2 separate regions of the Homo sapiens genome follow, and region 1 is linked to region 2. Evidence: chromatin loops called from intact Hi-C (ENCODE). Cell type or tissue: endothelial cell of umbilical vein. All regions are shown on one strand. Links, peaks and the distances in the headings refer to the core of each region. The heading gives the core; the rest is flanking DNA.

What was found. A loop is a pair of places that touch in the nucleus more often than their neighbours do. Peaks named below come from ENCODE experiments on the same cell type or tissue, not always from the same donor. Only the 100,000 strongest peaks of a DNase experiment are listed, where the experiment ranks them.
Region 1: it touches region 2 in a loop (3-fold over the local background); 2 of 110 quality-filtered maps call a loop at or near these places.

What each region holds. Positions count from the first base shown.
Region 1 is chr6:28,979,892-28,995,391 of GRCh38, reverse strand. It overlaps HCG15 (HLA complex group 15), which reads right to left and starts at 10,643. Exons shown (of 3, transcript NR_135289.2): 1 at 10,408-10,643; 2 at 8,513-8,715; 3 at 6,825-7,092. TRL-AAG3-1 (tRNA-Leu (anticodon AAG) 3-1) reads right to left here and starts at 6,390; the gene lies at 6,309-6,390. It overlaps ZNF311 (zinc finger protein 311), which reads left to right. Exons shown (of 7, transcript NM_001382360.1): 7 at 1-604. The coding sequence ends at 391. It overlaps TRF-GAA1-2 (tRNA-Phe (anticodon GAA) 1-2), which reads left to right and starts at 13,648; the gene lies at 13,648-13,720. It also overlaps TRE-CTC1-6. RefSeq lists cis regulatory regions at 2,480-2,791, 13,939-14,761. In endothelial cell of umbilical vein, for the core only: a CTCF peak has its summit at 6,718; DNase peaks (open chromatin) are centred at 6,721 and 9,791; H3K4me3 peaks cover 1,968 bases; H3K27ac peaks cover 770 bases.
Region 2 is chr6:28,207,436-28,222,935 of GRCh38, reverse strand. TRS-GCT5-1 (tRNA-Ser (anticodon GCT) 5-1) reads right to left here and starts at 9,899; the gene lies at 9,818-9,899. It also overlaps the pseudogene TOB2P1. RefSeq lists enhancers at 3,831-3,950, 9,323-9,999 and a silencer at 5,759-5,952. In endothelial cell of umbilical vein, for the core only: no CTCF peak of the experiment used is centred there; a DNase peak (open chromatin) is centred at 9,915; H3K4me3 peaks cover 510 bases; H3K27me3 peaks cover 1,973 bases.

The sequences.
Region 1 (15,500 bases), core at 3,337-11,336, 770 kb before region 2:
TGGGAAGTCAAACTTGACCAATCATCGAAGAATTCACACTGGAGAGAAGCCTCACAAATGTGAGGTATGTGGAATGGCCTTCCATCATAGTTCAGTCCTGAGGCAGCACAAAAGAATCCACACTGGTGAGAAGCCATACACCTGCAGTGAGTGTGGCACGTCCTTCCGTCAGGGCTCAGCTCTGATTGGACATAAGCGAGTTCATACTGGGGAGAAACCTTATGAATGTGAGGAATGTGGAAAAGCTTTTAGAGTGAGCTCAAATCTTACTGGACATAAGAAAAGAAAACATCAAGTATGGAGTACCCATGAACTTGATGGGAGTAGGAAATCCCTCTCTCCAGTGACTGTTTCTCAGACCTCAGTAGTCAGTATTTTGACCAGTGCCTGAGTATAACGATTCTGGTGTTACTTTCTGTTTTTCCTACCTCTTAGGCTGGTCCTTCTGTCTCTTATATTAGTTATTCCTGATTTCCTGACCCTTAATTGTGAGATTCCCCAAAGACATTGTCCTTTACCTTCTTATTCACTATTTTTTCAGTGAGCACATTTACTTCCAAGAGTTTATCAATCACTTCCTAATATTAATAAACACTTATTAGTGCTTGCTGTGTTCTAGGCACTGTTCTAAGGGATTTACACATTTAAACTTTTTAAATCCATACAACATCCCTATGAGATCAGGAATTTGAGGCACAGAAAGATTAACAAACTTGCCCAGGATCACGTAACTAGTAAATTCTGTGCTCAGGCTTTCCTAGGCAATTCCCATATGCGTGCACCACATCTTTCCGACATGAAGTTATACCTCAGTTCAGCAGAAAACAGTTTGTAATTTATAAACACCAATCATTTTTAGCAATTTTTTTAACATAAAGCTAGAATGGTACTTCTCCATATTGTATCAGGATTGCTAAGATTCAAAGTGAAAAGGGAGGCAGGGAGAGAACAGGTTTAGAAATCACAGATAAGAGTCAGGCACGGGGGTTCATGCCTGTAATCCCAGCACTTTGGGAGGCTGAGGAGGGAGGATCACGAGGTCAGGAGTTCGAGACCAGCATGGCCAATATGGTGAAACCCTGTCTCTACTAAAAATACAAAAATTAGCCAGGCATGGTGGTGCACGCCTGTAGTCCCAGCTACCCTGGAGGCAGAGGTTGCAGTGAGCCAAGATCGTGTCACTGCACTCCAGCCTGGGCAACACAGCAAGACTCCATCTCAAAAAAAAAAAAAAAAAAAAGAAATTACTAGTCTGACCTCCAGAAGTCTTTTGATGTTTCCTAAACACATAAAATGAATATTTTGAGAGCGTATTTGAATAAATTTTAGATTTTTACCTGGTGAAAAAGATATGTCTTGAAAATTCTGAAGGACTACTTTATGAACAGTGGGTTAATCTTGTTCTGCAACTATCCCAGAATAGAATTACAATCCACAAGTAGAAGCTACAGGACATCTGTACATTTAGGAGATACTCAACTGGAACAGATTCTGCCATAAGGTAATAAGTTTGGTAAGAATAATACTGAAGGAATTCGAAGGTCAGGTGCATAGTTGAATGACAAAACATGTTGCTTGAAACCCTAAGATATCTGTAGTTCTAATTCTGAAGAGTTACCAAACAAGAGTTAGTCTAAGTTATAATTTACATACAAAAATCACCAGGTAAAACTCACTTTTTAAATCGAATTACATTCCACGTGCAAACACAAAATTTTTACCAGAACACTGATATGAGATTATTTTTACCTTCACAAAAGAAATGGAGAATGCCAATTTCATTTAAGTTTAAGAAAGATGATAAGATACTTCTTGGTAAGGATTGTAGCTTGACTACGTGTATTTGGTATTGCTCCCCCTCAGAACTACACTAATGCTACAGTAAAACCATTCATAATCAGGAAGAATGGCAGAAGAGGCAACTACAAAATTTTGGAAACTGAAAAAAGGATAAGTAATAATGACATTGAATTTGAGAAAGCTAAATTTTAGCCTGAAGGGGGCAAGTAAAGGACAAATCTGACCGGGCACCGTGGTTGACACGTGTAATCCCAGCACTTTGGGTGGCTGAGATGGGCAGATCACTTGGGATCAGCAATTTGAGACCAGCCTGGCCAACATGGTGAAACCCTGTCTCTTTATTAAAAATAGAAAAATTGGCTGGGCTTGGTGGTGCGTGCCTGTAGTCCCAGCTACTGGGGAGTGGGAGGCGGAAGTGGCAGTTAGCCGAGATTGCACCACTGCACTCCAGTCTGGGCAACAGAGTGAGACTCCTTCTAAAAAAGAAAAGAAAAAAAAAAAGACATTTATTTTACATCATAGAATCTTTAAGCGACTCAAGAATTGGTGGCACCATGTACCCCTGGAAATGAGAATGAATAGACTAAAACGAGGAGAGTCTGTCAGAGGCTATTTAGGAAGCAAGCAGAGTCCTAGGTCCTCAAGCCCAAAGAAGACTGGAGGTTTATTTTCTGAAGAAGGTTAAACAAAGGATATGTGGGCTAGACACATGGAGGACAGGAATTCCATTTGAAAAAGGAGCATACTGAATGTCAACGCCTCCAGCCTACTTTCCTTATCTCCCAGAAAGATGAGGGTCTGGCTTTCACCTCCCAGACAAAAGACGCAGTTTTCAGTGAGAAATCCAACCAGAATAGACTTGAAGATACATCAGGAGTTTCTCAGCAAGTGGCCTAGCCAGATAACCTGTAGTGAACATCAGCAAGTCATAGTCGTGCCATCAGAGCTTCCCATAGGTTTTATAGTCCTCCTCTATTAAAAAAAATGTATTGGCCGGGCGCAGTGGCTCCTGCCTGTAATCCCAGCACTTTGGGAGGCTGAGGTGGGCAGATCATCTGAGGTCAGGAGTTCAAGACCAGCCTGACCAATATGGAGAAACCCTGTCTCTACTAAAAATGCAAAAATTAGCCAGGCATGGTGGCGCTTGCCCGTAATCCCAGCTACTCAGAGTCTGAGGCAGGAGAATCGCTTGAACCCGGGAGGCAGAGGTTGTGGTGAGCCGAGATTGTGCCATTGCACTCCAGCCTGGGCAATAAGAGCGAAACTCCATCTCAAAAAAATAAATAAATAAAAAATAAAGTTTATTATAGAACATTTCAAACCCATGCAAGAGTTAAGGCAATAGAAAAATGAACTCCATGTACACATCATTCAGCTTCAACAATTATTACGTCAGGGTTAATCTTGTTTCATCTGTATCCCCACCCATTCCCTCTGCTTAAGATTATTTTCAAGCAAATGACAGAAATTGTGTTTCATCCATAAGTATTTAATTGTCTATAGGAGATAATGACTGTTTAAAAAAACTAACAATATGGGCCGGGCACGGTGGCTCACACCTGTAATTCCAGCACTTTTGGGAGGCTGAGGTGGATGGATTGCCTGAGGTCAGGAGTTCAAGACCAGCCTGGCCAACATGGTGAAACCCCGCCTGTACTAAAAATACAAAAATTAGCCAGGCGTGGTGGCAGGCGCCTGTAATCCCAGCTACTCGGGAGGCTGAGGCAGGAGAATTGCTTGAACCCGGGAGGTAGAGGTTGCAGTGAGCCGAGATCGCGCCACTGCACTCCAGCCTGGGCGACAGAGCAAGACTCAGTCTCAAAATAAATAAATAAATAAATAAACAAACAAACAAACTAACTAACAAACTAATAATAGAGCCAGGGGCACGACGGCCTATGCTGTAGTCCCAGCTACTTAAGAGGCTGAAGTGGGAGGACTCCTTGAGCCCTAAAGTTTGAGGTTAGCTTGGGCAATATTGCAAGACCCCATCTCTAAAAAACAAACCAAAAATATAAGTAAACTAACACTAGTACAGTTATCACACCTAAACAAAATTATCTATTTGGCAACATCATCAAAGATTCATTCGCTGTTCAAATTTTTCTCTAATGCCATTTTTTCTTAACATTAAAAAAAACCAAGCCAGGCACCATGGCTCACACCTGTAATCCCAGTACTTTGGGAGGCCAAGGCAAGAAGATCACTTGGGCTCAGGAGTTCAAGACCAGCCTGGGCAACATAGCAAGACCCTGTCTCTACAAAAAATTCAAAAATTAGCCAGGCATGGTGGTGCATGACTGTGGTCCCAGCTACTCGGGAGACGAGCTTGGGAGGTCAAAGCTGCAGTGAGCCGTGATTGTGCCACCACACTCCAGCCTGGGTGACAGAGTGAGACACTGTCTCAGAAAAAAAAAAAAAAAAGTATTCAAATAAGGTCAATACATTGTGATTAGTTGGTATGTATCTTAAGTATTTTAATATATAAGTTCTCCCTATATCTCTTTTTTCTTGAAATTTATTTAATGATTAACTAGGTTGCTGGTGCTGCAGAGTTTCACAGTTTGGATTTTAATTATTGCACACCTTTGGTAGTATTTAACACATTCCTCTGCCCCTGCATGTCCTAAAAATTAATAGTTAGATCTAAGGGCTTTATCAAATTCTATATTTAGATTTGATTTGGGTAAGACTACTTCATAGGTGTCAGCACAAGCCTTTTTTGTTTAACATGACTAAAGTAGTCTTCAGTAGCCTCCTTGCTTTCTGGTGAAAAGATTTTCCAGGTTCATCTGGTATATTTCCTTAGGAAGACTCTTGTTTCTAAAACTAGTACAGGAAAAAAATATAAGATCTGAATAGTCTGATACCAATTATTTAAATAGAACCTATAATATATATTCCCAGAAAGAAAACTCAAGGGTCAGATGTTTTCACCAGTTAATTCTACTAAACATGCAAGGGAAAATAATCCCAATGTTAAACTCATTTTATGAGGCCTGTATAACCTTAATACCAAACCATTAGGGAACGATGAGGAAAAACAAACAACACAAGGAAATTTTTTAAAAAAGAAAATTACAGGCTATTATCATTCATGAATGTAGTGAGAAAAATCTTGAGATAGTAACAAACTGAATCCAGGAATATACATTTTTTAAAAGATTACATGTCTTGAACAAGTTAAGATTATTCTAGCATGGAGAAGTTGGATTAGCATTCAAAAATCAATAAAGGTGGTCAGGCGTGGTGGCTCACACCTGTAATCCCAGCACTTGGGGAGTCCCAGGTGGGAGGATCACTTGAGGTCAGGAGTTTGAGACCAGCCTGGCCAACATGGCAAAACGCCCCTCTCTACTAAAAATACAAAAATTAGCCGGACCTAGTGGCCTGCACCTGTAATCCCAGTTGGGAACAATTCTGTGACAGTCCTTCTTTCTAACATACAATTCATATTATTTTCTTTTTATTCTCTTAAATCTGGAACATCATTCAAAATCTACACATAGAAAGCTATCTCCTTTTTAGTAGAGTTTGCCCCATATTAGGGCAATAACTTATCTAATCCTTGTGAACCCCCATGAGAACCCCACTAAACTCTGAGTTCCGTGGGGCAAGGACGTTCTGTGCTGTTCCCTTCCTTATCCTCTCCATACCCTCCCAAACTTTATGAAGCTGGAAAGAGGAAGAGAAGGAGATGAGGGAAGGCTTCCAAGGAGAAACAACTTCCAAGCTGAGGTCTAGAGAATGAGAGACAGACCAGAAGTATGCAGAGAGAACTGCTCCGAGGAGAGATAGGGCTCCCCCGGCAACCACAGAGATACGGGGTACTGAGAAGCCCACAGAGAAGGTACCTGACTGGGTGTGTCTGGCAGTTGTAAGGTAAGGCAAGGCACTGGCACTTTCCCTAGAGTTGTCTCTTCTCTATACCATATAACTATGGTTCCAAGTGTGAAGTGAGCACACTACAGAGAGGCTGGAGGAAGAACAGCAGCTGATTCCAAACATAAATTAATCCTTCAGGCTGCGTGCGGTGGCCCACGCCTGTAATCCCAGCACTGTGGGAGGCCGAGGAGGGAGGATCACTTGAGGCCAGGAGTTCGAGACCAGCCTGACCAACATGGCGAAACCCCGTCTCTACTAAAAATACAAAAATTAGCCAGGGCGTGGTGGCGCGCACCTGTAATCCCAGCCACTCGGGAGACTGAGGCAGGAGAATGGCTTGAACCGGGGAGGCGGAGGTTACAGTGAGCCGAGATCGTGCCACCTCACTAAGTATGTGCCATTAAGGGTTTTTTTGCTTGTGTCACTCATTGCTGTATCTGAGGCGCCTGGAGTACACTGTCCTCTAAATAATGGGGGAACATTGTTCTGGGGACGGTTATCTCTGGCTCCGTGGTAAACAGAAGTCGAAGAGGAGAATGGGATTGATACGTAAGAACCATTCATACTGAACATTTGGAAAGGGATTCTCCTAAAAACAGTCCCTAGTGAGAATGAAAAGTACTTGGCAGCGGTGGGATTTGAACCCACGCCCCCGAAGAGACTGGAGCCTTAATCCAGCGCCTTAGACCGCTCGGCCACGCTACCGTTGATTACAACTGTGTTCTTCCGCATTTTCCCTAGTAGAGAATGTCGCCCTCTACTGCGTTTAAGGTGTGTCTTTTTTCCCATTAGGGAATGTCGCCCCCCCCCCCCACCCCGGGGCGTTTAAGGTGTGCCTTCTCCCCATGACCTCTTCTCTGGAGCTCCCTCCAGCGCCATCAGAGAACTTCAGGCAGCTGTTCAGCCGCCACACACCCCGAACCCCCAACACGTTGCTTTCGCACTGATGGGAGCAGTGAGGAAGGAAACCGGCGGATCCTAGACGCCCTTCCCTTGCGTCACCGATGTAAGAGGAAGCGGCCACGCGGACGGAGACCCCCAGGGGACGCTGTGGTTCGCAGGTTCGCTGTGGAAGGTGACGCCTGGCTGGAGCCCCGACGCCGCTGAGCGAGTTTCAAGTGGTTTTGGCCGACGGAACTCTACGAAAAAACGGGGCGCCGTGCGAAAGAGCGCAGTCCTTGCTGTTTATGAAGGTAAAAATTCAGAAGGTGACCCGCGGTCCCCGCAGAAATGCCCGCCGGGCAAAAGGCACAAGACGGTTCAGTTTGAAACCTCAAGATTCGAATCATTTAAAAGTATAGTTGCTGCTATAGTATAATGCAATGCATTGACAAAGTTGTTCGTTGCGTTTCTCTTAGTGCAGGCGACAGCGCGTCGGTCTCCTTGGCCCAAAATTTTGACTGAGTCCTAAAATAAAAACGCATTGTGCAAAAAATTATGACAAATAAGATCATAATAAAGAAAGTTAACTAGCGCTGGAGTTTCTTATTGTTTTGTCATTCATCTTCATTAAAATCACTGCTGACGGAAGTTTTTATCCAATATGCCAGTGGAAACTATGCTGTCTTAGAATTCTTTTTTTTTTTTTTTTTTGGAGATGGAGTTGGCTAGAGTCCAATATCGCGATCTCGACTCACCGCAACCTCCGCCTCCCAGGTTCAAGCAATTCTCCCGCCTCAGCCTCCCGAGTAGCTGGGATCACAGGCATGCGCTACCAAGCCCGGCTAATTTTGTATTTTTAGTAGAGATGGGGGTTTCTCCATGTTGGTCAGGCTGGTCTGGAACTCCCGACCTCAGGTGATCCGCCCGCCTCGGCCTCCCAAAGTGCTGGGATTACAGGCGTGAGCCACCGCGCCTCCCAAAGTGCTGGGATTACAGGCGTGAGCCACCGCGCCTCCCAAAGTGCTGGGATTACAGGCGTGAGCCACCGCGCCCGGCTGTCTTACAAATTCTTATATTTGAGTTGTTCATACGGAATTTACTGCATAGTGCCTGGTGTTAATTTCCTGTGGTTACTGTAACAAATTATCAGAAACTGTCTAAAAACAACAGATATGTATTCTCTTACAACAGATATGTATTTCTGAAGGCCAGAAATCCACAATCAGTATGTGGGCCAAAATCAAGGTGTGGGCTGCGTCCAGCTCCCTCTAGAAACTTTAGAGTAAAATCCTATCCTGGCCTTTTCCAGCTTCTGGTGGTTGCTTGTTGACTTATACTGATTCAGTAAAAGTACCTCGTCAATACTAAAAGTTGCAATACTCTTAGCAATACATTATTTCCTAAGGAAATTACTTTAGGAAAATTACTAAGAAAAAAGATTTCCAAGAAAGCAAAAGCAACACAGTCACTCCCTTTTTTGAGACGAAGTCTCAGTCCGTCGCCCAGGCTAGAGTGCAATGGCGCCATCTCGGCTCACTGCAACCTCTGCCTCCCGGGTTCCGGGTTCAAGCGATTCTCCTGCCTCAGCCTTCCGAGTAGCTGGGACTACAGGCATTCGCCACCACGCCCAGCTAATTTTTGTATTTTTAGTAGAGACAGGGTTTCACCATATTGGCCAGGCTGGTCTCGAACTCCTGACCTTGTGATCCGCCTGCCTTGGCCTCCCAAAGTGCTGGGATTACAGGCGTGAGCCACGGCGCCCGGCCTGCACACCCGCCCCCCTGCTCTTTCTCCTGGTCTCACTTTCCTCTGTTCCTCCGTATTCCCCAAGGTAGGCGCGCCTCTTTTGTCACCTGCTGTGTCAATCTGGGCTCTCTGCCTGGTTCTCTCAGTCCCTCACAACAGCAATAGTTTCCTCTCCACTATCAAGGCTATATTCTCCTACCAGTTCTAGATCTCTGAGAGCAAGATGGCCGAACTTGAGGGAGACCACTTTTTGACAGCTTTAACCTTCAAGGACACAGAGCAAGGGTGCCCTCCTGCTAGGTGCTAATTGGTTCAATGCTTCATCAGCTGCATCTTGGTCCATCAAAGGCATCATTCCAGAGACTGATTTTCTCTCTGGTGTTTGCAATCCTGCACGGTAAACTAGGAGGGTGAAAACAAAACAGAAAAATGGGAGAAATTATTTGAAAGTGACGATATCAACCAGTGAACATCAGGAATCCATTAACCCGTTCAACAAGTATTGACTGAATGCCTACTCTGTGCCTGGGCACTGAGTATTCAGGACGAACGCTGACACCGGCGGTCCTCACCTTCACAGCTAGGAGGAAAGGCCAACTGATTAAGCAATTGCAAGTCATCATCGTGACTGAATTGGTGCTGGGTCACACAGCTCGGGATTGGAACTTAGTGTCGATCTGGAAAGGCCTGCTTGGAGAAATTCACGAATGCACTGAGGAATGGGGTGGGGGTAGGAGGTTGGAGCGAGACAAGACTGGCCAAAAGTCTGAAAAGAAAAAGACAATTTGGGTTTGAACCCGCAACAGAACAAGCCCCACAACCCTTCTCTCTCCGTAGAATCCCTACCTCCCGGAGGGAAGACTGAGAATCCTGAAGGGGTCAGGAATGAGAAGGACAAAGGAGAAAGAAAAGAGTAGGACGGCTTCTCCCACGGATCAATCGCGTAGGTGGTGGTGGTCCCTGACAGCTGCAGCTGCCTGATCACTGCTGGATCTGTGATTCTAAAATTCTGAGCAGTAACGAGCCCAAGCGTGCACCTGAGGAAAGAGTAAGGGCACACAAAGTCAGAACAAAGTATGTATGTATTTGAGCCAGGGCCTCGCTCTGCCACGATCAGAGCTCATTGCGGCCTCGAACTTCTGGGCTCAAGAGATCCTCCCGCCTCAACCTCCGAGCAGCTGGAACTACACGTACACGTGACCGCGCCTAGTTTTTCTTTCTTTTCTTTCTCTTTCTTTTCCTTTCTCTCTCTCTCTCTCTTCCCCCCGCCCACCCCCCCCCCTTTTTGGTAGAAACGGGGGTCTCGCTTTTTTGTCCTGGCTGATCTCGAAATCCGAGGCTTCAAGCGACCCTCCCGCCTCCGCCAGAGGAAGAATGTAAACGGGACAGGAATGTGTCTCTGCTCCCCCGCCCTGGCGAGGGACTTGCTAGTATCCTCTATCCAACTGCTGGCTGAATGTGTTCTCTCTAGGAATCGAGGAGGACTGCCTTTCTCGCTGGTTCTATTTCAGTCCCGATCCCACAGCTTCAGTCCAACCGGTTTGCTTTGTTTGATAGGCTGGGCATGAGAGTGAGATTTGGAGCTATCCTCACAGATTCCTGGAAGTTGAACAGATCTCTGATGAGTCCTCTCTTTAGAACTAAACTGATTCCCCCAGGACCTACCAACTTGAGGAATTTTCTGGGAAGCACTTAGGTACCTGTACGGACTTGTCAACAACTGCCATACGTAAGAGACTCTAATTCCAGCTTTACTGTGCATGACCAGAAAGCTTGAAATTGAAATCTTGATGCCATCCCATAGTTAACCGAGATTTTCCAGGTTTATATATAGTTCAGAATTCAAAGTTCTGAAAATCTAAGAGCTTTCACAACTCTGCGCTTTTGCTTCTCCTGAGACGCTTGTCCTGGAATGCTGGTTTCCATTTTGTTCCCTAATAAAAATCTTGTTCATTCTTCAAAGCCCACTTCAAATAGGGTCTTCCCCACCCCACCTCCAAATCTCCCTCTCTCTCTCACATACACACACCCCATTGTATTTTTCCACACTTCATTTTAGCAGGTAACTCTGTGCCCAATAGAAAATTTACTCACTTGGCGGGGCGCGGTAGCTCACGCCTGTAATCTCAGCACTTTGGGAGGCCGAGGCGGGCGGATCACCAGGTCAGGAGATCGAGACCATCCTGGCTAACACGGTGAAACCCCGTCTCTACTAAAAATACAAAAAATTAGCCGGGCGTGGTGGCGGGCGCCGGTAGGCCCAGCTACCTGGAGGCTGAAACAGGAGAATGGCGTGAACCCAGGATGCAGAGCTTGCAGTGAGCCGAGATGGCGCCACTCCACTCCAGCCTGGGCGACAGAGCGAGACTCTGTCTAAAAAAAAAAAAAAAAAAAAAAAAAAGGAAAACTTACTCACAGTATCTGTCTCCTTCATTCCCCAAGTACGGTGAGAAGAATGATGATGATGATAATATTAATAACACGGATTTGGATAATTGGCTGACTGCTTTTGTGTATTATGTTATTGACTCATCGCAACTTTATATAGTAAATACTGTAATACTTTTATTCCCATTTTACAGTTGAGAAAATTGGGATTTGGGGGGTGTTAAGAGGTGAGATTTCTGTCTTGGTCATTTTTCATTTTCCATAGTGACTAGTGTAGTACAAGCCTACTGGCTCTGAATATTTGCAGATTGATTCCTTGACCCTAGCTGTTGACTTTTTTTTTTTTTTTTTTTTTTTTTAGTAGTCTTTCACATTCTCTTTCCTCCTCTTGTCTTGATGCATATTTTGGTTTTGTTATATTTTTTCGACGTTCTCTCTGAGCTGACGAGTAAACGGTAGCAAGTCTGGTGAATAAACAGAACCTACCGTGCCAAAATTAGGGAATTTTTTTTCCTATGGACAATGAATAATAGCTCAGATGAGAAGGAAAGAAACTGGTAGCATTCGAAGAAGAGTTCTTTTTCTCTAATCCAATTAGCTTTATGTGGAAAATGAAAGAAAAGAAAAGAAAAGAAAAAAAGAGGCATTAATCAAGATAAGTTAAGCCAGACAGTTCCTTTCACAGGGGTCCCAACCAGACTGTTTTCTGAAAGCAGAGGCATAAAAACTAATGAAGCAAGAGATTCTTGCTGCACATAGAGGAGACAACGTGTGATATCACGAAAAGAGGGTGCTTTTCAAGAACTGATCACCAGCAGGCCTAGAGGGTTGAATTCCTATGAAACATTAGATTAAAAGGCTTCCGTATATACAGGAATTTTACAAACCATATTACTTTTATGTCTATGTCAAAATAAGATTTCTTAGTCAAATTGATCTTATGTATGTGTCAAAGTTTATTAATTCAAGGACAGAACTGACAAGATGACAAAAGAGTGTCCCATCTCAAGGAAGTTTTGGAAACTGTGAATATATGGAGCCAGGGAAGAGAAGAGAAAGTGCAATTAATTAGAAAAAGTCCTGCTTCATTTAACTGGATCATAACAACATCACATCCTGGCTGGAAGCGGTGGCTCACGCCTGTAATCCCAGCACTTCGGGAGGCTGAGGCGGGTGGGTCTCTTGAGATCAGGAGTTCGAGACCAGCCTGGCCAACATGGTGAAACCGCGTCTCTACTAAAAATACAAAAATTAACCTGGAGTGGTGGCACGTGCCTTTAATCCCAGCTACTCGGGAGGCCGAGACAGGAGAATTGTTTGAACCCGGGAAACGGAGGTTGCAGTGAGCTGAGATCGGGCCACTGCACTCCAGCCTGGGCGACAAAGAGAGACTCCATTTCAAAAAACAAACAAAAAATCACATATTCCATTTGTTGGTGAAATAAGATCAGGAGCACCACGATCTTTGTTTGGAAACTTGTAGAGAAGTCATACGTGCCCCAAACTCTTAGCAGATATAAGAAAGAAATAATAAGCAATAGCTGCTCTTTAGACAGACCAAGAAACAAAGATTCATGCCCCGATATTGTCAGACAGGAACCAGTTAGCACAGGGTCACCAAACCTTGTCAGGAGAGAAACAAAAAGTCTGCTTTTTCTCCAGTAGCTCTCGGTAAATTTACCAAATGTGCATTCAGAGATGGTGCTGAATTCATTGTTTGCCTGTTTCTCAGTTTTGTGACAGCAGGTTTTAATTTCATGTTTATGACCTTCTCCTATCCTCTCTTAGGAAAAAAACATAATTTGTACCTTCATAGGGGAAAAAAGGTTGAAGCGCTGGAGAGATGAAGCAGTCCTGAAACTGCTTTGGCCCAGAATATTAAATTACTGTGTAGGTATTTCTAGGGCTATCCCCTAGCGCCCAGTTGGAGCAGCGTGAAACTTACAGAGAAATCCGAGGAAGATAGAGTAGGTGTCTAAACCACCGAGGCTCTAGCAGCTTCAGAAGCTTGAACACAGCGATCAAATCTCCCAGAAATGACTTCGCCATTTCTTCTCTGTCATCTTCATAACTGTCTTTTCAAAAGGTTATGCTAATCTCAACTAACTCCTAATGGATTGTCTCCGGAATTTCCCGCTTACTGAATCACCCAATTGAGTTAAAAATGTTAAAGCGCTTACTTAGAACAATGCCGGACACTCGGTCTACGCTAGATTAAGTATTCATTAATAAATGTTTTAAAATAATTGAAAATTACATTGCTTGTCATTTTGTACCTGGAATACTAAAACAGGAACAGGGTTTCTATGCAGAAAATGCCTCCTATGAAAATTGAAAGTTAACTTATCCACAATTTGCTGTTTACTCAGAGATTTCGTTCCTGGATGAAAGAATTTGGAGGTTAAAACAGAAAAACCTCATTCCCTGACCGGGAATCGAACCCGGGCCGCGGCGGTGAGAGCGCCGAATCCTAACCACTAGACCACCAGGGAAGCTGAAGTAGGTTTATTAAAACATATTTATGAAGCGAGAACTCAACACATACGCACACAGTTGACTTCTACTTTTCCGACGAGTTAGTGCACGGTCATGCTCTCGTATTCACTGACCTCCTGTTTTGCACCAACCAATAAAATCTGGACGGCAGAGGGCGTGGCAATGCCATAAGAGTAATTTGGGAAGTTCGTAACTGGATGATGGAACGTGCTCTGTTTCGATGTGTGCATTCAACCGAGAATAAATTGTAGCATCAATTTGTAATTGTCTTCTTGCTTTTCTTTGCATAAAGTGGTGAGCCATTTGAAGAACGAAATAATTTTTTAATTTGTCTTTGGTTCCTTCGGAGTACCTGTCATTGTGGGTTTTTTTTTTAATAAATACCTAATAGTAAATAAAAAACATAAGTAATAAATTCATTAAGCCTTATTTTTAAGTGGCGTGGGCGGAGCCGAAATAGCTCAGTTGGGAGAGCGTTAGACTGAAGATCTAAAGGTCCCTGGTTCGATCCCGGGTTTCGGCATGAGAGCGCTCGGTTTTTTGTGCCCACGGCAATACAAATATGGAATTTTCCTTCTACAATACAGAAACACTCCTTAGAACCTAAAATGGGGTCATATTTTTCTCAAATTCATAAAGGAAATCGCAAGAACACTGTGGGATACGTTTATTTCTGTAGCAGAACTCTAGGTATGGGTTTCAACATCTCACTAGATAAAAGAAGAAAAGGCAAACGTGCTGAAAGAAGTTTAATCTTGAGCAATACTAATTACATTTTATTTGCGACCTCTGTTCCCTCAATAAATATTTATTAAGTGAATTGTTAGTGTTATGCGCGCGTCTAACTGAAGAGACAACCTGAACAGGCTAAGTGTGAGCAACAAGCTGTTTATTCACTCTGGTCCGAGCGGGCTGAGTCCGAAAAGGGAGTCCCACCACCGGAGGGTGGTGGGATTGCAGCTAGTTTTATAGGTTAGGAGTAAGCAGTGGAAAGATACAATAAGGGCCCGTTTATTGCGGGCAAGGGAAGAATGTCACAAGGTACATTATCACAAGGTGGGAGGGGTCACAGAGCACAGTGTCACGAAGTTGATTGATCAGTTAGGGTAGAGCATGTTACAATGGTAGAAGGTCGCAAGGTTGGCTAATCAGCTAAGACAGGAGCTGTTTTTCTTCTTTTGTGGTTTTCCTGTTGTCCCAGACTTTCTGGCTCCAGGAGACCTTCTGGATGTGTACGTGTGGGTCACAGGGGTCACAATGCCTTGATCATAGCACAGCCTGCTCCGAGGAAAAGGATAGAGAGAGGCACGGCCGGTGAACTGAAGGGAAGTTTCCTGGAAAAAGGAGCCGCCTAAGCTGTTGAAAAAGTGGCTACTTGCTAGAGGTGGGGGAGGGGAGGGGTGGCTGCTGCGCTGTGAAAGGGAGACAGCCAGCATATTCCCTCAGCCACCTTTTTCCTAACCTCCTAATTTGCTAGCTCTTGGCATATTCAACCCCTGTCTTCCTACTCGGAGGAATGGTCTCTCATTTCCAAGTCTACTTAATATTCCATCTGAGCTTTTGAACCCTCTACCCATTCCATTTTGCTCTATGTTTGTGTCTTTCATCTCTCTCCTCCTTACGTGCCTCTCTTCAAATTACAGAATGTCTAAACCTCTATCTTTGGACAACAAAAATGGAACACATGACCTTATGCATTATCCTCAGACTCTTTCCTTCCACTCAGCACCAAACCTGTTGAAAGAACAATGTTTACCTCATTATTTGCTCATCAGCGGAGGAGGTCTGCCTTCCAATCCCAGGAAACCATTACCATCAACTTTCCAACTTTCAAATGTCTTGGCTGTTTTTGGTCCTATACTTAATTTTGCACAGTATACCAACCTATAAACAATCCTTCCCTTATGAAGCAGTCCTCCTTTGGACTTTGGGATTTTGAAGCAGCCTCGTTGTCTGGGGTGACACCCTAGATTCATCGTCTCACAGCCACAGAGATCAAGGACCTGGACACACAGAGAGGTTAAGAGTGGAAATTTAATAGGCGAAAGAAAGAAAATATCTCTCTGCTACAGAGAGGGGTCCTGGAAAAATGGGTTGCCGAAATTCGGTGAAATGCAGGGGGTTTTACAGATGAGCTAGTGGGGAGATGGTGTCTGATCTACATAAGGCATGAAAAACCCAGATAGGACCAGGTGTGCCAACTGCATAGGGTGTGAATCTCTGGCAACCCTCACCCCAATCTGTTATTATGCAGGTGGGTTCTCTGCCTGAACTTCTCCATGTTGCCCATTTCTTTCTTACTG
Region 2 (15,500 bases), core at 4,980-12,979:
GCAAGTGAACAAGATGATGGTGAAACAGAACATGGACTCCTCCTCTTCATAGCCTACTGGGATCCCTCCTTAAGCATGAAAATAAAGGAAAAATTGTGAGTCCCTTCAAGGGAAATTCCAGGCACCCTGCAACCAGCAACTAGGGAAATAAATTAATAACCTGCTAAGCAAGATGATAATAGGCCGGGCGCGGTGGCTCACGCCTGTAATCCCAGCACTTTGGGAGGCCGAGGCGGGTGGATCATGAGGTCAGGAGATCGAGACCATCCTGGCTAACAAGGTGAAACCCCGTCTCTACTAAAAATACAAAAAATTAGCCGGGCGCGGTGGCGGGCGCCTGTAGTCCCAGCTACTCGGGAGGCTGAGGCAGGAGAATGGCGTGAACCCGGGAAGCGGAGCTTGCAGTGAGCCGAGATTGCGCCACTGCAGTCCGCAGTCCGACCTGGGCGACAGAGCGAGACTCCGTCTCAAAAAAAAAAAAAAAAAAAAAAAAAAAAAAAAAAAAAAAGATGATAATAATAGCATAAACAATAGTCACCCAAGTGAGTCAGAGTCATGAGATGTTTGTTTCCTTATAGAAACTAAAGATAACATTTGACATATGTCCTTGAGTTGAGTTGTTTTTCAGAAACCAGGACCCCCACCAGATGGAAAATGTTGATCACTGTCATATAGACCTTGACAGACAGGAATCAGAAGATGGATAAGCAAGTTCTAGAAATTTTCCAGCCTTTAGCTCACATTGGAGAACCCCCTCATCCATGCCTTAAAAACTCTTGCTTGTAAGCCATCTTACAAAGAGTTCAGATCTTAAGTGTTAGTGGCCCAATAACCTTGCTTGGTGCTCTACAATAAATGCCTTACTTTCTCTCACTGCAAATCCTAGTGTCAATGTTTGACTTTGCTGCACTGGAGAAGCAGACCCAAGTTTTGTTGCTTAACAATCTGCTCTATGGGTATCAGCAACTCTTTTTTCAGCTATCTCAGCATTTGCTCAAGAAACTTTTGAACATAGTGACCATGGCTGCCATGATGAAGGCTGTACATAGGCTCAGAAAACAAGACAAAAGCTTTTCTGTTGAAATCCAATTTGCAAGAGCCAAAACCAATCCTAATCCCTAGAAATGATGTAATATCACAGTGGAAACAGCCAGCCACCTGATGGTAAATTGATTACATTCAACTCTTTCCATGATGGAGAGGACAAAACTTTTCTTCAAAGCAGTAGACATTTTGGGATTTGGATTGGCTTTTCATCCCTACCATGCTCTGTCAGTACTGACTTGTTGAAAGCCCCACTTACACCAGCCTCAACTTAGGTGGGTATTAAAATAAAATGATTTGGTCTTTTCCTTTTTTTTTTTTTTTTTTTTTGAGACAGTTCAACTTGTTCTTGTAAATCCTTTCCTGTCCCTTAATGATGCCTGGAGCAGCTCCCATAGCTTTCTGGCAATTTTAAGTATTAAAGGTCTTATTCAGCTTATTTTTAATTTTAAATTTTATTGCTTATTGAATAAGTTACATAGCCAAGGATTCAAAATATAAGAGGTACAAAAGGGCATACACTGAAAAATCTCTGTGATATTTTAAATTTTGTTATGTGTGATAATGATATTGTAGTTCTGCAGGAAAGTGTTCTTACTTTTTAGAGATGGGTACTGAAATATTCAAAGATGGTATGCCATGATGTCTATAATTTAATTTAAAATACTTCAGCAGAGAGAAAGGCGGGGAGTTAAATATGACAAAATGTGAACAATTATAAAATCTAAACGATAAGTATATAGATGTTCATTACATGTTATGTAACATAAACTAGAAATAAAATCCAATCCCCAACCCAACCCTGGCCAACTAAACAGACCCCTTGTGGCAAAAGTGATACCAGAAAAAACTTAAAAACTGAGTTCCCAGCCCTGACAGAATGAGAGCTCAGACACGACTCATTATACCCTCCTCTTTTGTGTGGTTTAGACACAACTGACCAGCATTAAAGTTAAAGTAGAGATCATAAGACTGATAGAATAGGCTCTTTGTGGCAATAAGATACCAAATTATAAGCAGGATCTAAGTCCATGCCAAGGAAGGTTTAAGTCACGCTTCCTTTCATTTAAAGAAGAAACTATGTTTTAACTGCCACAAGGTTTTCCTTTTTCTCTAGCAGCTAAACAAGCACTGCCCCGAGATAAGAAATATTCAAACAATTTGCAGCTCCACTAGATGCTGACAAACTGTACCCCTGTTCCACTAACTGTAACTATAGCTTTGACTGAACGTGAGACTGATTTTAGTAACTTTCTCCTGATAAGACCAACCATGGACTCATTCTAGCCCTTTTACAGAGATTGTGCACTTCTGTGCTCTCATGTCCTAAAGTGACCATTTGACGTATAGAGCCTAGTTGTAATACATGCAAATGTTAAGTCTCTACTTCAAAGTGAACATGTAACATGCACGTTTGTTCAATGTGCATGTGTCAGGACCCCTTCCTGAATATTCATAGCTCCTTCAGTAACCTGTTGAATATGTATGTTTGGTCAACTCATTCAGCATAAAGCTTCTACCTCAACCCCTCCTCCTTCAAAGTGCCTGTCTCTGGATGTGGCCAGAGGAAGGCTTCCCAGCCTGTAGTCTGGCCACCTTGCAGGCTGTAACCCTTAAGAAGAAATAAAGTCTTTTCTCTCTTTTTCTAAATTTGTATCTTGTGATATTTTCCTTAAGTTAAAAATACATAAACCTTTGGGAGCAGATGTGTTTCCAAATTCAGGTTTTTGTTTTTTTTTTATTTTAGAAAGATAATGTGCATACACTGTACATTATGTAACTTCCAGCAGAGTTTCAGAGCATATCAAACACCTCAATATTTCTGCTTTGAGATTTATGATTAGTCACTTTAAATGAGTTAAATAAAGGCTATGAAGAAGTTCAGGTTTTCCCCTCAGATAGATTGTAGTGCCAAATTTATGGAGGAAAGATTTGGAGTTTTTAGAATTTTATGGATTTTAGAACTGTGATTAAGGGATCCTGGACATGTACTAGTCTATTTTCTGTGTTTTTTGCATATTTAAACATCTTCAAAATAAAAATTTGTTAAATAGAAATATACAACTTATTCCTACCACTAGTCACCTAATTTCATCCACTAGAAACAGCCAAAGGTATTGATTTCTTTTTTTTTCTTCTAGACAGGATCTCTCTCTGTCGCTGAGGCTGAAGTGCTGTCACCAAGGCTGGAGTGCAGTGGCACGATCTCAGCTCACTGAAACCTCCGCCTGTCAGACTCAAGAGATTCTCCCACCTCAGGCCCCCAGGTAGCTGGGGACCACAGGCATGTGCCACCATGCCTGAAGAATTTTTGTATTTTTAGTAGAGACGGGGTTTTACCATGTTGCCCAGGCTGGTCTCAAACTCCTGAACTCAAGTGATCTGCCTGCCTCCTCATCCCAAAGTGCTAGGATTCCAGGTGTCAGCCACCATGCCCGGCCTTCATTTCTTATACAGCCTTTCAGAGATATTTTAGGTATGTAGAAGCAAATATTTATATATAATTTTGCCCTGGGATTTTACAGAAATAGTAGAAAATTTTCCTATAGCCATACATGTAGAGCTGCAGCTCTGTTTTGACAGCTGCATACTATTTCATTATGCACCAGTCATTTATTGATAAGCAATTAAGCTATTAATATTTCCTATCACTTTCCATTTATAAACAATGCTGAGCTTCAGACACGTATTATCTTACATATGTGTGAGTCTGTCTCTAGGATAAATTCCTAGAAGTAGAATTCCCGTGTCAAAGAATATGCACATTTAAAAAATGTATAGACTTCGGGCCGGGGCGCGGGAAGGTGCGGGTCGTCGGCGGAGAGAAGCCAGCAGCTCGAGAGACGCAGGGCCAGGAGGACAGGACCGTCCCGCGGTCACAGCCCGGTCCTTCTTCCGCTCCCCCCGCCCCCCCCACGGGCCACCTTCCGGTCCGTTCTCCCCGCCCGGTCGCCGCCCGCCAGCCCTTCGTCCCCCAGCCGCCCAACCTCCTAAGCGCTGAAGGAATTATTTTTGGGAGTCATGACCATAGCTGCCTGCTTCCCCCAACCCTCGACGACGAAAAGGACTTCGGCCCCCGGCCGGGCGGCTCCGGGGGAAAAAAGAGAGAGCGACCGCCGCCCCGCGCTCAGGGCCACTCTAGAGGGAGAAGCTGCCCCGAGGCTGGCAGAGCGCCCAGCCGCGGTGGAGACCGGAAGCCTTCTGGAGCCCAAGGCTGTGCACGTCCCCTGTGCTGATTCTCTGCCTAGGAAAGGACCATGCAGCTGGAGATCAAAGTAGCCCTGAACTTCATCATCTTCTACTTGTACAACAAGCTGCTCTGGCGCCTCTGAAAAAGAAATAAGAAGCCCACTGGTACCCTGACAAACCACTGAAGGGCTCTGGCTTCCACACCGAGGAGATGGTGGACCCCGTTGGGGAGCTGGCCGCTAAGCGAAGTGGCCTGACAGTGGAAGATGTGCGGGCCAATGTGCCTGAGGAGCTGAGCATATGGATTGACCCCTTCGGGGTGTCCTACCAGATTGGTGAGAAGGGAGCAGTGAAAGTGCTGTACCTGGATGACAGTGACGGCTGTGGGGCCCCGGAGCTGGACATGAAGATCAAGAGCAGTTTCACTCCTGACGACCAGATGCTCTTTCTCCTCGGAAGCCAGGACAGCTCCTTGTCCAACTCCCCGTCGCTATGCTTTGCCCATCACCCAGCCCCACCTTCATCCTCTGCCTCGCCCAGCCCATCACCTTCACCATGGACTCCTTTGCTGCCACCAAATTAGGCTCCACTAAGATGAAGAAGAGGGGTGGGGCAACAAGTGGTAGGGGTGCAGCCAGCGGTGAAGCAGGTGGCCAGCAGCCAGTACAGCAGCCTCCACGGCCCGCTTCAACACCAACAGCTTGTTGAAACACAGGAGTCTTTCTCTGTCTGTGCATTCATTGAACTTCATCCCGGCCAACCGGCCTCTCAATCCCAGCTCTCGCCCCAAGGCCACGTACAGTCTCAAGTACAACAGTGGTGGCTTGCCCAGTTTCTTCCTTGATGGGGCCAATGGCCAGGGTAGTGACACCCGAGCCCTCTTTGGAGGCAGTGGGACTGTCACCTGCAACGCCAGCAGCTTCTACATGGTCTAGGTATTTGGAGGTGGTGCCACCGCCTCTTCCTGGAGAAGGCACCCTTCATGGAAGACCTCAGCTACAACCTGAACACCATGCAATATCCTAGTCAACCGTTCCAGTCCGTGGTGCTGGCCAACTGACCGTCTACCTGCCCTGGGGCCGGGAGCACCCAAGACCACAGAAAAGAGAAAGAAAAGGAAAGGCCAAAAAAAAAAAAAAAAAAAGAGGAAAAGGAAAATGTACAAAAAGATTTTCTATTTTCTCACTCTCACTTCTAGAAAAAAAGATCTAGTGCAGGCACGGAATGGGAGGGGCTTCCAAAGCACCAAAATGTGTTTAACTAACCCCCCTACCACTTACAATTCGCCCATCGGCCTGTAATTTGGTTGGTTTGGGTTTTATATTTCTTTTTTCTTTCTTTCTTTTTTTAACATGTAGTTCTTTATATAACATCTTTAATTGGTGGCTTCCTTTGCTAAGAATGGGCAAAGGAGAGGCTGACCTGTGTCACTGCCTCTGTCGCCCAGCTATTCTCACACTCAAAGCCATCCAAACTTGGCAGGCCTTCTCAGGCCCTGTGACCGAAATAGACCTGACTCCAGCCCCCACTCCCTTTCAGGCTGGGCCACAGGGAGCTGCCAGTTGGCCACTTGACACCCACCCCCACCACACCCTAGAGCTGATGTCTGTGACTACAGGAAGGTTAGCACTCTATCTAGTTGAATTCCTGTCATCTCTGTCCTGAGGCCCTGCCTCACCATTCCCTCAAGGCCCAGACCATCATCAAGGCCCTGGCCACCCAGCCACTGATGCATATGGCCTTTTCTTTCTCTCATGCAGCCTCTTCTCCCTGGGGCAGAGGTTGTGGGGAGGGAGGTGGTGTGTGTGTGTGTGTGTGTGTGTGTGTGTGTGTGTGTGGTTTGCTGTCCAGTTTTAAAGGATTCCAAGCCATGTGAAACTTCCTCACTAGATGTGATTCTGGGTTGCGGCAAGTGCTTATTAATGAGTGAGGCTGGGGAATGGGCTGGGGGTATTAGCAGTCCTTTTGCAGTGTGTGTGGTGGGGTCACACCACTATGGCTAAGCCTAAGACACTCCCAGAGAGAAGTACTGCAGAAGGAACTGGTTTCCGGACTGCAGAGGGATCTGCATTTTTGTTTTTGACCACCCCCACCAAAAAAATAGGTTAGATCTGAAGGGCAAAGGGAATACCCAAGCCTCTGATGCCTATGAGAAGTCCCTGGACTTCGACCCTTCTGATGTGTGATGTTAGCCCCGTGGGGAGCTGCTCACCTGAGCACCTTTGGGGGTGAGAAGGGAGCAGGGAGGTAGGGTGGGATATTGGAGTCAGCATCTGTAGTGGGCAGCCCTGAGCCTGGAATAGATACTTTTTGGTCTTTTGGTTGTAGATGTTATTTGAGTACATTTATGCCCCTGGCTGATTGAGAGCTTCTCAGTACTTCTTGCCATCCCCCTCACTGCCCTGACCCAACCCCACTGGACCTTAATACAGTGAGGGGTGGTATCCTGGACAGGGACTCTGCACTCCCAGCTGTTTGGATCACAGAAGAGTGTTTGCCCCTCTGCCTTTGCCAGAAGAGGGTTTGTTTCTCCAACCCTACAAGGCCAGGCAGACGTGGACAGGAGCCAGGGGAGCAGGGTAATGAACTTTTTTTCCTTTGGCAAGTGGGGCGCTCCTCGCCTCTCTCTTTGCCCCATAGCCCGCTCACGGACGCCCGGCCTCACCAGGTAGTGTTGCTTGATTTGTATGCAAAATGTTGTTCTTCCTTTATCTGAAATTCAAATTTAATTGGGTATTTTGTATCTTATCTGGCAATCCTACCGCCAACCTGACTTCAGGCCGGAGGAGGAGAAATTGCGTTCCGGGTAACTTCCCACCCCATTGAGCCGGAGAACAGTTTCCTAAGTTTTGGGAAGAGTGAAAACCTGTCACCACGAAAAGAAAGGAAATCTCCTCCAATTGAAAACAAACAAACAAACAAAAAAACCCCAAAAGCTGTTACCAGGGGCTGGGAGGACAGGTAAAGCCAGATGCAAAGTTAACAGGAAACACTGTTTTCCAAGATCATGCAGCAGCCGTAAAATGTCGCAATGGTCCCCTCTTTGAGCAATTGCTGCCTTTTTACGAGTGCGCATACCCGCTTTGCCACACCCATCCATGTACTACTGGGGATACCGAAGATCACTCTCTCCTTGTGACAACGCCCAATCCCTAGCTAATCCCCACTACTCCTAACCCCACCTCAGAAACACCAAGCAATCCAGAACTGATCCTGCTTCTCTTAGAGATTCCTCAGAATCCTCGAATGGGAACCCAAACCTTACAAAAGACAGTTCTCTCCAGCCTCTTGTTGAACTGCATTTCTCCGTTACTCTGGAATATCCTGTCACTTCATCTATGTATTAAATCTGATTTTGCTTTGTTCCTGGTGGTCTTTGGCTACTGTCTTTAACACCACATTACTGCTCTGTGGCCCTCCGACAGTGCAGGAGTTAGAGGGATTAATCCTGGCAGGATAGACCCTCAGTTGATGTTGGAATGATGAGAGGAAGGTGGATCCTGAGAGAGAGAAGATTTTACCAAATCACACAGAATCTAGATTAACCATGTTTTAGAAGGGGAGGGGGAGGCAAAACAAAACTAGAGCAGCAGTGCCAAACTTTAGCATAAACCAGGATCACCTGGAGAGCTTTTTAAAGCACAAATTGCTGGACCCCAGACCTAGCGTTTTTTCCCAGGTGATAATGATGTTATTGTTCCAGAGACCACACATTTAAGAACCACTGAATTAGAGCAATCTCGTCGGCATAATAATGGTTTTTTGTTGTTGTTGTTGTTGTTTTGTTTTGTTTTGTTTTGAGACAGTATCTTGCTCTGTTGCCCAGGCTGGAGTGCAGTGGTGTGATCTTGGCTCACTGCAACTTCGCTCTCCGGGGTTCAAGAGATTCTCCTGCCTCAGCCTCCGGAGTAGCTGGGATTACAGGCGTGTGCCACTGCACCCAGCTAATTTTTGTATTTTTAGTAAAGACAGGTTTTAGCCATGTTAGCCAGGCTGGTCTCGAACTCCTGACCTCAGGTGATCCACCCGCCTCGGTCTCCCAAAGTGTTGGGATTACAGGCATAAGCCATCGCATCAGGCCAAAAGCTAATAATGCTTTGAAGCCAGTGATCCAATTTCAGACCTCTGACTTAGACAATTTAAAATTCTCATTCCCATTTAAAACAATCGAATGAGTCGTGCTCTCAAATCACACAAAGCTCAACACCATTAATCCCTAAAAATCCATTAAATATTGAATATTTATGAAGCCCAGTGTATAAACTGCCAGTAGTTACCCAGAAAATCTGTAATAAACCAAGGTCACTGAGTTTATGAGAATCCAGGATTCTCAATCACTTCCTCCTCACTGTGAGTACTTGAGCTTCCATTTAGATGATCTGGGACAACGCTAGTTGAAACAATAATCTCTCTTGTAAGGGCTGCATAAGCAGGTGTGGTCTGACCTCCTTTTCACTTTGTTGGGAGGGTAAGTCAACACAACTTCTATGGAAGAAATTTGACAGTATCTTACAAATGAATGTTACCCAGGACACAGTATATCTACTCCTAGACATTTATATTGTAAATATAGACACTCACATAAAATGCTATATTCAAAATTATATATATATGTATATATCTTCAGACACAGGTATGTTTACCTCTTTTTACAAGTAGCACCTATACATATTGTCTTGCATCATGCTTTTTTCACTTAAGAGTATATCTTTGAGAGATTAGTAGTCTTATATATGCAAGTCTTATAAATAATAGTCTTATATATGTTTCTGGAAGGATACATGAAAGCTAATAAGAGTGTCCTACTGATGGCAGTAGGTAATTAGTGGCAAAACTTTGCTATACAACTTTTCATATTTTTTGAATCATGTGAATGTAGTACTTATTTTCGAAATGAAAATAATTGAATAAACTGAATAAAATTATGTGTATTCCTTTTTTTCTCTCAAAAGATCAGCCAAGATGGAAGTTACAAATGGAAACTACATAATACTGACATTCTTCTTTCCTTTCTCAGGAGGAAATGCTTTAGTACTAACTAGAAATGTTCTATGGAATGTATTTGTAAGTTTTGCTATATCTCTAAGAGACACTCTCACTCTCCTTCCTTTTTCAAAGATGGAATCCTTAGGCAATAGTGACTGCTTTAAAAGTTAGCATTAAGATAATAAATGAAAATTTCAGTAGAGATATACAATTAGGCTGAAAATGCCTTAAGTAACCCATACGGTTCAATACCCATAATGTTGCATATGTAACTCTTTATGATTTTATAAGTACCTTTAAATTTTTCAGGCAATGTTTTTCTATAGCCCTCAATTAAATCTTCAATTGTTTCCTCAATGGGGAATCCCGCTAAGCAAAACTTGTGAAGGAATGAAAATTTGCATGAGAATGAAGCCTGAATCAAATAAATCAACTAACAAATTACATTCACAGCTAAGACAAGTGTTACTAAAGAAGCAGAGAGCAGGAAAGATCAGAGGGAATTATTGAAATGGCTGGTGAATACGGAATGAATTTGCCAAATAAAGTGCTTACCATATCATTTGTGATTCCTGGAACAAAAGGCTTGCTATGCAGCCGACGAGGATGGGATTCGAACCCACGTGTGCAGAGCACAATGGATTAGCAGTCCATCGCCTTAACCACTCGGCCACCTCGTCACACAAAGAATCAACAACTTGAATTTCTTCGTCTGTGTAGTGCTCCCAGTGAGTCTTGTAGAAACATGATCTAATCGTTTTTCCTGGTTTAATCCCCATAACCACAGTCTGAGTCAGGTGTCTTAATTAAGACACATTTCACAACCACCATAAAAATGACGACTGTCACTTAGAGTAGTGAAGTTACTTGGCAAATATCTAATAATAGGTTGAACCAGTGCCGGCATTCATTGGTAGACAAAAATCACCTGCTTTTTTGTTGACCCGGCTCCAGCTGGCCGCCCTGTATGCCCCTCGAGACACGCTGGGACCTTCGCCGGGTCCTTCTGCCACTTTATTCTGCATTCAAAGGGTTGATTTGCTTCCCGATCTAAACTTTGTCCTTAGATTCCTGTTTTCTGTGACGTACCAGAAACCTGACTGTAATTCCTTTTCATTTGCTTCTGTAATATGCCCGAGGGCCAGGAGATGCCCTCCTTTCTCTTTTGTTACTTTCTCTAGGAGTTGGTGTTGATCAGTCTATGATAAATCAGCAACAGGTGAGAACATGTTTTTTTACAAAAATTAGAGGCGCGCAGGCACCCCGATGGCACTCCTCTTGCTTTGGTCAGGACAGTGAAAGAAAGAAAGTCTTTTTGTGTTTAGCACAAGATTGGCTCAGTCCAGTTGCTACCGACACTGGGAAGGGCCTGTGGGGTGGGTAACCCCCTGGTGCGGGAGTCAGGATGCCTGGTCCTAATTGTGGCTCTTAACTAAGCCCACTCACTAAATCCAACCCAACTTGAGAAGCAGAACAGTAACCCCTAACGTCCCTTCCAGCTCTGACAACCTCAATTATAAAATGATCAGCAAGAAAAGAAGCCTGAGGCTGGGTGCGGGGGCTCACGCTTGTAATTCCAGCACTTTGGGAGGCCAAGACGGGTGGATTGTTTGAGCTCAGAATTTCGAGACCAGCCTGGGCAACATGGAGAAACCCTATCTCTACAAAAATTGCAAAAATCAGCCGGAAGTGGTGGCCCGCACCTGTGGTCCCAGCTACTCAGGAGGTTAAGGCGGAGGATCGCTGGAGCCCTGGGGGCGTCAAGGCTATACAGTGAGCCCTGATTGCCGCCATTGCACTCCAGCCTGGGCCACAGAATGAGACCCTGTCAAAAACAAAAACAAACAAACAAAAAAACAAACAAAAAAAACTGGAAGGAAGGAAGGAAGATTCTTACACTCGTTAGAGTTTGTGTGCTTTTTGATATTTGGTGCAGAATTTTGGAGGGGAAATTTTTCTTTTCTACCAGAAGAATGTTGGTGCTTTTTTTCCTCCCTGTGAAATGTCCTATCTCTGTTCTCAGCTTTGTTGGGAGAGGCTCTTTTTTATTCTCACACCTGTGTTAAACATTAAAACGACCCAATGTCCACCAAAGTGGAATACTTAGTTAAATAAATTATGATTAAGCAAAACATTAAAGTGGTATGTGATTATTAATAGGAATAATGCTGTTCTATACATAGTAGTTTATAAATATTTTCCCACTTTTTTTTTTTTTAAATGAAGTCTCGCTCTGTCGCCCAAGCTGCATGCAGTGGGGTGATCTCTGCTCACTGCAACCTCCACTTCCCGAGTTCAAGCGATGCTTCTGCCTCAGCCTCCCCAATAGCTGGGATTACAGGCACATGCCACTATGCCTGGCTAATTTTTGTATTTTTAGTAGAGACGGGGTTTTGCCATGTTGGCCAGGCTGGTCTCCAACTCCTGGCTTCAAGTGATCCGCCCCCCTCGGCCTCCCAAAGTGCTGGGATTACAGGCATGAGCCACTTTGCCCAGCCTATTTTCCCACTTCTAAGTTTTTTTTAAAAAAGGCAAGTTGCAGAACAGTATGTATAGTACGGTTGTTTGTTTTAGATGATAGAGAGTTTAGATATTTAATGTTGGTGAGGGCCATTTAGCTTCAGGCTCAATTTTAAGAAGGTTCTAAACATAGACTTTTCATATTATCTTTAAAGAAGTATTATGTATGTGTATGTATATCTGTGTATGTATTATACATACAACTACTGTGTATTTTTTAAGAGTTAAATTAAAGGTCTTCAATATTCTCAAATCTTATTTGGCATTTCTTTTTTTTTTATACACTGAAAATGAAGATGGCATGAACCTTTTGGACTTCTGGAAGGCTCTGATTGATATAAACATAAAAAACCTCCAGAAGGATGTATATTACTTGTTAATAGCTGGTATCTCTAACAGTGAGAATATGAAGCTTTTTAACTTTCTATATTAAAGGTTTTTTCAAGATTTTACTTTTTTCATAATGAGTACGTTACTTAGTAATTAATGTTTTTAAAGTAAAGATAAATTTAAATTATTCAAGACATAAGAGTGAACAGTCAAACACAGCTGAGAAATAAAGTATAATATTAAGAAACGACCATTAGATTTACCAATGGAACGATTTTATGTAGGACAAGATGGAGTTTTTTCCTAACATCTTGTAGTTCAAGCTGGCAGACACTACCTATAAAGGATCTGATTCCACAGACTGCTTCAGGACAGTGGAAACCCTTCTTTTAATCGTGTTCTCTGGCATAGTGATTCTAACTGCTATTTTTTCACCAGGTCCTGCCTGGGCTTTCTTCCTACCAGCTCCCAGCCCTGTTTGATTTCTTTGAAAGATCATTCTAGCTGCTCTGGAGAGACCAGGTGGCCAGAAATAGCTGTGAGCAGACCAGTTGGGAAGCCAGGGCAGCAGCTGTCACGAGAGGTGGTGGTGGCTCAGACTAGGAGAGTGGCAATAGGAATGGAGAGAGGTGGATGGGTCCAAGATATATGTTGGAGATAAAATGGTGGACACACACTGTGAGTGATGAGTAGGGTGAACAATTCATCCTAGTTTGCTGGGAACTTTTCTGTTTCAGCACAGAAAGTTCCATGTCTCTGAGAGACCCCCCAGTCCCAGGCAAACCTAAACAGTTGGTGACAGGGAAGGACCAATAATGAGTTTCCTGCTTCTCGCTTGAGTAGTGGGGCAAGTGGAAGTAGTGTTTATTAAAACTGGGAAGATTGAGGAAGTGGTAGGTATTGTGGAAATGACAATTTAACTTTTACATGTTAAGACTCGTCATAAACCAACCTATGCAGGCCGTCTGCAATAGAATGTTTTTTCCTTCGTCTTTGAGTCAGGAGAAGAATTTGTTATTTCAAAGGACTATAGGAAATATGAGATTTATATCCATCGTGGGGAACTCTCCTTATTCAAGATTTTAACTACAAATGATTAATATTCTGGAATTTCTATTTCTTGGAGTAAATCTAATTTACAGGAAATCATTTGGTGATTCCTTGGCTTATTTCCCATTTTAAATAACTATTCTGTATTTTGTCCATTTTTCTAAATACTGCAAGGGTAAGTTGTACATATTTAGTTAGTCAAAAGAATAAAAAACTTAAAAACAAAATATCTCCAATCTTGCAAAACTTTTGACAGCTAATTTATTCGTATCCACACCAACTGGATTAAAAATAATTTATCAGTAGATGTCTTCTTAGCAAAGGTGACAGGTGAGCCTTGACTGCTAAAGATCCTAGGTGCAAACCTCTGAAAAGAGAGTATGTTTTCACCAAAGGAATATTCTGGGTTAATTATAAAGAGCACTATGTGAAATCCAGGGAAAGGAAATTTTTAGGAGACAAGTGCAAGGCATTCAATTAGAGCAGAGAGATGAGGCAAATACCACACTCTGTCAAAGACATTATATTTAGGTGACTCTGTTCTTGAACAATATTGTTGATTATGTTCAAATTAAATAGAGATAAGGTCAGTATTTAACACTGGCCCTTAGAAGGAAAATTATCTTGCTGCCCATATAAGCAATAAGCAAAATTCTGCCCTAGCAACTTTGTGCTATGAAGTAATTCACCTAATCCTCTAAGTCCATTCTAAGAAAATTAACACACTGGTCAAAATAGGAAAAACAAAGAAATCTGAGAAAGCCATTTTAAAAATGAGACATTCCCAGCAAATAAGCAGTAAGATATAGTGTTTTAATATATGTTTAAAAATGCTATTTCTCAAAATAAAAACAAAAGAAAAAAGCTCTCACTCTTACATAGTGAAGTTTTTATGAATAAAATAATATGCTTGCTTTAAAATGCAGAAAGACAAAGTTTGAAATATATGTTAAAAATATTGACAAAATATTGTTAATTTTGAGGCTGGGTGATGGATATACGAGGCTACATCATATCATTTTTTCCCTTTTTTTAATATTTTACATTTCCATAGTAAAAAGTTATAATATGTTTAACACCTTTTTTTCGTTGTATAAGTATCCCAAATGTTGTAGTCTCTGCACGGAAGGAATTAATAAAATGGTCAGGGAGAGTGTCAGTAGATAAGCAAATACACTATGCTGATAAAAGCAAAGGCTGAGTGAGGCTTAATACACTATTTGTCGGAAATTCCTTAAAAAAAAAAACCTTAAAAAAAAAACAAAAAACGTAGACGAGACTAGAGAATTGAAGAAAAATCACTGTTCATGGGATTCAAACCTGTGCGGAAAGTGCTCACTGGTCTGAAGGCTCTGGGTGGTTGCGACCCCATGCTCTAAGCTGGGGCTTTATCTGCGGCGAAGCGCAGGAGGTACAACTTGGCGACGCCACGAAACCTAACATGCTCCACAAGGTCTTGCAGGGGTAGCGGCCGGGGTTTGGGGAGGGACGTCTCTGTAGGTTTACTTTATTCCTGGCTTCTGTCTTCCAAGATCCCTCACACCTTAACAACAACAATAATATTGGCAAACACCTAAATAGCGCGGACTCCGGCTAGCGCTCTCGCAAGCGCTTTCCATGCATTAATTCATAGAATCCCAGAATCACCCTTAGAAGGTGCCACCCAGGGTCACGCGGCAAAGAGTGGCCGAGCTGAGGCTTTCCCCGGGTCTGTTTCCACGGCCCATGCTCTTAACCATCACGCTGTATTTCAGAAGCGAGAATCTTAAATTATTTTTCCCCAAAGCGCAATGGAGACGCAATCGAGTTTGAGTGGTTTGTGTGAGACTGGGGGGTGGGGTGGGGTGTGAAACCCGTGGTGTCAAAAAATCAAAAGCGGAGAACAAAGCCTTCTGAAGACCAGAAGCCACTTTTAGGACCCAGTTTCCCAAATATCAACCCCAAAGCTGTAAAACGAAGTTTGCTCAGTGAGCAGTTAAGGAGCTCTCTCGATATCTCCGGTGGCTTTCGAATGACGCTACTCCGAGCCGCGGCTCGCTCCGAGGCGGGAAGTTGGGTTTACAATCAGTTCTACGCGCTGCCCCGCGGCCCTTCCCCTGGCCACAACCTCTGCATCCACCCAAATCAGCTGCCCCTGTTTGCAGCCACGAGGGAGTCGGGAACCAAGTCCGGACCACCGTCTCCTAGAGAATTACATGTCCCTGCACGCACGGAGAATAAAGCCAGGAACGATAAGTGGTAAATTATAGGGAATTTGGGCGGTGGTGACATAGTTAACGCCATTCTCGCCCTGCTGGGACGCGCACTTTGCGTTTCTGAAATTCTCAGTCTATATGGTGTGATATCCCAGGAAAGCTGCCCGAGTCCTCCCATTTGTTGAG